Linked DNA regions of Homo sapiens: region 2 is linked to region 1. A link is a contact called in ENCODE Hi-C or POLR2A ChIA-PET data. All regions are on one chromosome and are shown on one strand. Each heading gives the region's core, a stretch centred on a gene start or an enhancer-like site at or near the end of the contact. The rest is flanking DNA. Distances are from core to core; before and after follow the strand shown. Region 1 has its middle 25 kb from the start of USP3. Region 2 overlaps RAB8B (RAB8B, member RAS oncogene family).

What was found. A loop is a pair of places that touch in the nucleus more often than their neighbours do. ChIA-PET counts read pairs that join two places held with the same protein, here RNA polymerase II (POLR2A). Pooled maps may share reads with other maps.
Region 2: a loop to region 1 is called in a pooled map, with 9 times the contacts of the local background. The contact joins two enhancer-like sites. A Hi-C loop is called at or near these places in 10 of 37 single-sample maps with no recorded cell type and 10 of 50 pooled maps. POLR2A ChIA-PET finds 5 or more read pairs at or near these places in 2 of 52 experiments (AG04449 and activated CD4-positive, alpha-beta T cell).

The regions. Positions count from the first base shown.
Region 1 is chr15:63,477,354-63,481,349 of GRCh38, reverse strand. No RefSeq gene overlaps it. Among named protein-coding and RNA genes, the nearest start is that of USP3, 25 kb to the left of the region's middle. Within about 2 kb of position 1,634, at least 10 of the 41 ENCODE cell types and tissues checked have a DNase peak (open chromatin) inside an H3K27ac peak, as active enhancers do.
Region 2 is chr15:63,210,329-63,214,324 of GRCh38, reverse strand. The region is part of intron 1 of RAB8B (RAB8B, member RAS oncogene family); the gene reads right to left. Among named protein-coding and RNA genes, the nearest start is that of RAB8B, 23 kb to the right of the region's middle. RefSeq lists an enhancer at 3,133-3,698. Within about 2 kb of position 1,649, at least 13 of the 41 ENCODE cell types and tissues checked have a DNase peak (open chromatin) inside an H3K27ac peak, as active enhancers do.

The DNA of each region.
Region 1 (3,996 bases), core at 385-2,884:
CTCTCTGGGTTTGGCTGTTCTCAGCCACTTTCAGGGCAGAGATCTATCCTGAGAGGGCAATACTATGACTCATGTCACAAGTGACACAGCTCATTCCACATCATTAATTCTCCCATGTTTCTAGGGCTTACATTTTATCTCCTCATTGGGAAACTGTAGGGGAACCCCCCTCCCTCCCTCCCTCTCCTTCCTTCCTCCATTTACTCCCAGGCTCCCCTCAGACACTTGCACTCTGGGACTTGATTCAAAGCCAGTCATTTACCCCAGGCAGCAGCTATGAGAAACCAGGTAGACCCTCCAAGCAACGAGCTAAGAGAAACATCCCCAAACAACCAGAATGGGCCCTCGCACTGTGCCCTCCTCCTCTCAGACACCAGACAACGGTGGGCTCATCTGGGCTGCATTTAAGAGGCTGATGGCCCTGATCTGCAAGCCTGGTTTAGAACCTGCCCGTTCAATTTGGATTTGATTCTATTCAATTAGATTTAATTCCTTCCAACAATGAAGTATCAGGTGCTGGGCAAGACCAGTGTGTTTAAACCTCTGAGGCTCACCTCCCCAGAAAACAACTTTGTCAGTGACAATTCCAAAAGTGGAGTCTAGTTGAAAGGTATTTTAACTGGGACAAGGAATGGAAGGAGAGGGAACTGCAGGCTATATGGGTTTTGTCATGATTGAGGAATCGATCATGACTGCTCCTCCCACTGAGGCCTCCAAGCCTCACCAGGGAGATAGGGTATTCACATCAAACAGGCCAAGGCCACAGAGGGCTAGTCACCCCTCAGTGTAGTTTAGAAACCTGTGTGTGCTGCGGAGCAGGAGCAGGAAAACCAAGGGGAAAAAGAGCACATCATGAGAGGAGAAACAGTTAAAGCTGTCCCCTTTGATATCCTCCCTATTGGAAAATTCCAATTCTGACGTTCCAGTTCTTTTTTTTGAGACAGAGTTTCGCTCTTGTTGCCCAGGCTAGAGTGTACAATGGCGCGATCTCGGCTCACTGTAACCTCTGCCTCTCCAGTTCAAGTGACTTTCCTGCCTCAGCCTCCCAAGTAGCTGGGTTACAGGCATGCGCCACCACGCCCGGCTAATTTTTGTATTTTTAGTAGAGATGAGGGCTCACCATGTTGGTCAGGCTGGTCTCGAACTCCTGACCTCAGGTGATCCACCCTCCTCGGCTTCCCAAAGTGCTGGCATTATAGATGTGAGCCACCTCGCCCGGCCTCCAGTTCATTTTAAATACATTGAAAAATATATCCATCTATTTTGAGGGAGCAAGTCTGATCACAAGACAGTAGGGAGAGGTATCAAGGTGAGCGGGTGAGAATGAAACAAGTTACACTAATTAGTAAATTGCAGAAGACACTGTACATGTCAGCCAGACCTCTAAAGAGACAAAACAAGATCAAGACAAAAAACCCCAGCAGATTTGAAGAATGTTTACATTCTTGCAACCACAAATGGGAAGTGAGCTCAGGGCCCAGTGGGAGTTTAACAAAATAAAGTTCAAAGTGGAGGCTGCTCTGTGCATATTCCACCCCCTGGTTGCCCTGGCAATGAAACATCTGCCTTACAGTAATGAAATCATATTGAGAAGAAACCCACAAGCGCAAGAGAGCGTCTTTGCCTGCAGACTTGCTGTTGATGTTGCATCTGCCTGCAGCCACCACTGCTTTACTCACTGACAAGGTGCCTAGTGGGAAACCCCAGGAACCTAGGCCTGGGAGGTCTCAGGAGCTTCACCTCCTGGAGGCCTGCTCGAGGGGCTTGGCCTCAGAGACCTGCACTCAGGAGGGGTCAGAGACAGTAGAACTTGGGGTCCGCTCCCTGGCTAGCTAATTAATTCTTGAGCATGTCTTGGAGACGTCGCAGAGAAGGCAAAATGAGTAAGATGAGATCCCTGTTCTTGAGGGGCAGAGAAAGTAGAGGTGCAAATACACAATTAGTTGTGAGAGAAGGCCAAGTTGAGAGGGCAAACAGAGTCCTACAGAAACTCTTTTCTTCTTCATTATTCTTTTTCTTTTTTTTTTCAAGACAGAGTCTCACTCTGTCGCCCAGGCTGGAGTGCAATGGCGCGATCTTGGCTCACTACAACCTCTGCCTCCTATGTTCAAATGATTCTACTGCCTCAGCCTCCCGAGTAGCTGGGATTGCAGGCGTGCATTACCACATCCAGCTAATTTTTGTATTTTTAGTAGAGACCTGGTTTCACCATGTTGGCCAGGCTGGTCTTGAACTCCTGACGTCAAGTGATCTGCCCACCTCCGCCCCACAAAGTGTTGGGCTTACAGACAGCCGTCACACCCGGCCTTCTTTTTCTCATATAGAGGTCATGTTTTTATGGAAAGAAACTTAGCAAGGATGAAAATAAGCCAAAGGAAAAAATTAAAATCACTCCAAATCACATCAGCCAGAGAGAACCACCATTAACATGTTAACATTACCATTAAAGGTGTATCTTTTCGAATGTTTTCTTATGCAAATAGATGAACATGTTAAAATATATATTTGTTCTGTCTATATAAACATATTTTTTCTGAAACAAGATTATATTACATATAGGATTTTGCCCTTTGGCACCTAAAAATACACCATGAGTATATTTTCAGGGAGCACATATATACAACTGGCACCGACATATTTAATATCTGCACTGCTTCCATTATTTGACCTTAAAATAACTTAGCCAACCAAGGTGGAGAGATGGGAGGTTGCTGTCCTTTCCCTCAAGTCGAGTGACGGGGTTCCAATGGCAACACACACTGAGGTGCACAGAGCCCACGCTGGTGTCAGACCCCGCTTGAGAAATCTCAAGGGCATGCAGTCTGGCTGGTAGCTGATGGATAGGATAAAGGGCAGAAGCTGTGCCAGGATCAGCCACCACTCCCAGGATTGTCAGAGTCCAGGATTCACAAGCATTTCCCAAGGACCACAGGCCCAGAGAAACAGGCTGCTTGGTGATCAACATAAAGGTTACAGCAGAACGGAGCTTGCACTTTATTTGGATACTAATGAGCGCCCATTGGGAGGCTAAGGAGGGAGATAGTTCTCTTAGAGCCTGGTGGTAGGAGATGAATCTCATTGTGTGTAAGACACCTGGAAGAAGGGAGACAGGAGACCAGGAAATCAGTTCAGAGGCTGTTATCAAAGTCTGAAGAGAGACATTTCCTCCTTCTACAGGAGTTACAGAATCTGGGCTCAAATCCGACCTCTCCCACTGATGAACTTGAATCAGTCACTTCACTTTCCTGAGCCTTAATAGCTCACCAGTAACATGGGCATAAAAACAACCTCAACGACGTATGAAAATGTTTCACAACTTGATAGAAGTGGTGGTTGTACAATATTCTGAATGTACTAAATGCTACTGGATTTTATACTTTAAAATGGTTAATTCTATGTTATGTGAATTTCTCCTCACTTAAAAAACAGAATAGTCCCTAGGGTTGTTGTGAGGATTAAGCAAATCTGGTGGGTTTGTCTGAATAGTCACTCTTTTTCTTTTCTTTTCTTTTCTTTTTTTTTGTGACGGAGTTTCACTCTTATTGCTCAGCCTGGAGTGCAGTGGCACAATCTCGGCTCACTGCAACCTCCGTCTCCCTGGTTCAAGCGCTTCTCCTGCCTCAGCCTCCCACGTAGCTGGGATTACAGGTGCCTGCCACCACACCTGGCTAATTTTGTATTTTTAGTAGAGACAGGATATCACCTTGTTGACTAGGCTGGTCTTGAACTCCTAACCTGAAGTGATCCACCAGCCTCGGACTCCCAAAGTGCTGGGATCATAGGTGTGAGCCACCACGACTGGCCTTTTTTTTTTTTTTTTTTTTTTTTTGAGACAAGGTCTCGCTGTGTTGCCCAGGCTGGAGCGCGCAGTGGTGCGATCTAGGCTCACTGCAACCTCCGCCTCCTGGGTTCTAGTGATTCTCCTGCCTCAGCCTCCCAAATAGCTGGGATTACAGATGCACACCACCATGCCCAGCTAATTTTTGTATTTTTAGT
Region 2 (3,996 bases), core at 400-2,899, 270 kb after region 1:
GTGAGACTCCGTCTCAAAAAAAAAAAAAAAAAAAAAAAGAAAGAAACTGAGCGTACCCATTTCCAAGGAATTCAACACTGTTGAATTCTTTTTCAAACTTAAACTCCTAGATAACTACATTAGATCCTTTACCTCCCACACTGTAATACCTTGAAAGGAATAGCCAATCAGAATTTTTAAACACTGGAAATTTCTACATTTTACACGTTGGTATAGCAAACGAAACCACTTTTTTTTTTCCCCTGAGACAGAGTCTCGCTCTGTCACCCAGGCTGGAGTGCAGTGGCACAATCTTGGCTCACCACAACCTCCACCTCCCAGGTTCAAGCAATTCTCCTGCCTCAGCCTCCCGAGTAGCTGGGATTACAGACACATGCCACAACGCCCAGCTAATTTTTGTATTTTTATTAGAGTAGGGGTTTCACCATGTTGCCCAGGCTGGTCTCGAACTCCTGACCTCGTGATCTGCCCGCCTCTGCCTCCCAAAGTGCTGGGATTACAGGCGTGAGCCACCGCGCCTGGCCTGGAAACCACTTTTGTTTTGTTCTTGAGAGCAGATATAAGCGATGGAAATAAATGGAAAATGTAGAAAATTATTTGGAAGACAGAATTTACTCATTTTAAGTTTCAACACTCATATAAACAAAAGCAGTTGGAAAGAACTCATGTAGGAATTCCCCATAACCAGAAGGAAGATTGTTTTGTTTTGGGTTTTTTTTTAAGTGTCCATATTACAACTTAAATTTACAACTTAAGCTTTTATCATTATTTTAAAAATGAAAGTGGTATCATCTATAGTCATAAATGCACAGCCTACTGAATTTAAAAGAGGAGCACATTCCAGTTTTAGGCATAAGTACAGTAACTAAATAGACTTGAACAAGAAATTCTTTATCCAGTACAGATTTTCTGAGCATTTGGCACTATACAGAAAACCATGATTTACTAAGCACCAATCAACTGACCTAAGTTACATTATAACAGCACCCCTAGCCTATCCTCTGCTTTGCCCCACGTCCCCCTCCAAACATATCCACCTGAAATAGTACCTAGAAGACATTTGTCCTTATCAGATTTTATTTGAAGGAAGAAGTCAGAAAGGAATTATCTAGTAATAACTTAGTTACAATTTCAGGTACCAGCAGAGAAGCCAAAAAATGAAAATTAATCTGTGTACAAGCTGAAATTGTCCCTAGTTCTGAAAAGAGAATAGTCAGAACCTAGAGAGTTCCTTTTTGATTCCAAAGAGGGAAGGAAGGGAGGAAAGAAGGGAGGAAGAGAGGGAGGGAGGGAAGACTTAGACACTAAAACATGCTTTAGGCCTCTGCCAAAGCCTTATAAAAAACTAAGACAAACCTCATAGTTAACTACTGACAGTGGCATGTGCTTTTAATTCTATTCTGAAAATGTGCATGCAAGCAAGGCAAAATTATATCATGGTTCTCATTTACATTTATCATTGCCTCACTATGGGAATATATAATCACATACGGACATCTGTGGATGATTATATACAAAGACGGGCCTTTCAAGATCAAGTTTAAGAGTTCTAGTGTCTTTCTATTCATACACCAATCATGAAGCAATTCACTAGAGCTGTTTTAGGGAATACGGAAATATTTGGGGAAGTCCAGAGGCTGTCTCCTCATCACGTACAAAAATTTTGTAATAATTTCCTTCACCTCCCCCTCTTCCCACAGTAAAGCTCAGCAGTGACATTTCCTTTCCCCTATCTAGTTATATGAATCACTTTTTACTTTACTACATTTTTAGGGATTCTGTGTTTTTACCTTGAATCAAAAGTGATGCCAAATTATCACTAATACATCTTGACTCTTCTGATCCCCAATCAGAATTTCCCCTCCCCTAATTGAAAGTGACATTTTCTAGTACAAAAATTTTCACGCAAAATGAGGTTAGACTAGAATAAATATGAGTCAGATGAACATGAACTGAAACAGAAAAATGTGCTGGTGCAATCCCTCCCTTAACAACTTTATCTCACAACCCCGGATGTTTAAAAATGATAAACATGGTGACCTATCCAAGAACAACCTGGATATCAAGTTTTCGTTGTTTGTTTTTTGCTGCGAACTAGTTCAGCATGCTCTGCTTGTTATACATCAAGGATGCCTCTACATCAATTCAGGAGGAAAGACTACAACGCACTGTGTAGGAAGATGGGGCTTTTAGGCCAGGCACTGTGGCTCATGACTGTAATCCCAGCGCTTTGGGATGCTGAGGCAGGAGGACTGCTTGAGCCCAGGAGTTCAAGACCAGCCCAGGCAACATAGAGAGACTCCCTCTCTTAAAAAATTAAATAAAATGAGCTGGGCATGGTGGGACACACCTGTAGTCCCAGCTACTTGGGAAGCTGAGGTGGGAGAATCACCTGAGCCTGGGAAGTTGAGGCTGCAGTGAGCCATGATTGCGCCACTGCACTCCAGCCTAAATGACAGAGTGAAATCCTGTCTCTAAAAAAAAGAAAAAAACACAGGGCTCTTCATGTTGTTGAATGATCAACTAGGGGCAACTCCCCTTCAGCCATGACAGTTATGAGATGTCTATCAATATCTATCATGACCAGTCACTAGTTGCAATTGACTAGTGTCAGTCAATATATGACAATACTAAGAAAAATGCGGTGCTTGGCAAAAAAAATCCACCAAAACTATGACTGGATTTAACTGGAAGTTAATTTTGAACTCTACCACACTACCTGTACTTTTAAGAAGATACATTTAAAGAAAGTAAATACTAAACACAGTATCAGGAAGCTTTATAAAGGAAATATCAAACTATGGCTCTCTCTAAAGTCTTGCGTAAACATTCTTTCCTATTCTAATGGCCATCAAAGTTAAGGATATAATAGGGTTAAACCAGAATCTCAATGAGAGAGATGGTGAACACATATAGTCTGGGGTAGAACACAGTTATAATATCACAGTACGTGAGACAATAATCTCCCAACCTCCCAACTCAGAAAGGGACAAGAATTCACTCAATCTGGCTGTAGTTTCAGGAACATCTGTGAAGCATTTCCCAGTATTCTCAGTAATTTCTATACTTCCGATCTACAAAGGATATTCTACTATTTGTTCTCTTGTCAATAAAGAAAAGTTAGGCCAAAAGAGATTTTAACACAAAACACTTAAGCTAATAAAAGCAGAGCTGGTCTTTCACTTTTATTTGGGTTTTTGCAGATAAGACGCACATCTCAAACCAACCATAGGATCCTTCCCCAAATTCTTTCCCTGCTGTTTATCTTTTGATATTGCAAGAGCTCTGATGGGTCCCTTGTGTAGTGGTATCTTTTGGCAAAAGTGGTTTCCTCAGGTTGAGTTGAGCTCTGGCTCTTCAAAGTTAATTAGAACCACACCACACAGTATCTCGAGTATGCTGATAGAAAATGCCTGTGGTGTGATGTTAACGAGAGACAATTAAATTTCTCTTTGTTCTCTTCAGAAGACAATTACATTTCTCATCTTTTATTTGCATACCAGCCACTCAATAAAAACCAGCCTACAGCCTAGTAAAAAAAAGGCCAAGAATGGGCCTTGCCCACAGCTGCAGCTACCACCCACTACTTGCCCACCCCTTTCTCAATAGAAAAGACAGCGGGAGGCCACGGCACATACTTCCTACTCCTTTCAGGGTCTTCCATGTCAGAAACCCTGCCACGTTCCCCACATCCAAATTATCTCAGTGCTTTGGTGTGAAAAAATTGAAAAATGATCCACAGAAGGTTGGGAAGCTGGAGGTGGAAGGTACCTGGACAGCACCAAAGGTTCCCTTGTGCAGACAGCAGGAAGCCTAGCTGTGGCACTACCTATCTCTTACCCAGGTTTGCTTTCACACAATTCAGTCTCAGTAACAAAAGATTTTAGGGGAGAGAGTAGAGGTAGACAAAGCAGGAAGAAAAAAGAAATTCATTGAGGAAACATTTTGTAATCAAGAATGAAAGTAACAGTGCTGTGCACAGCACAAAGATGGCTT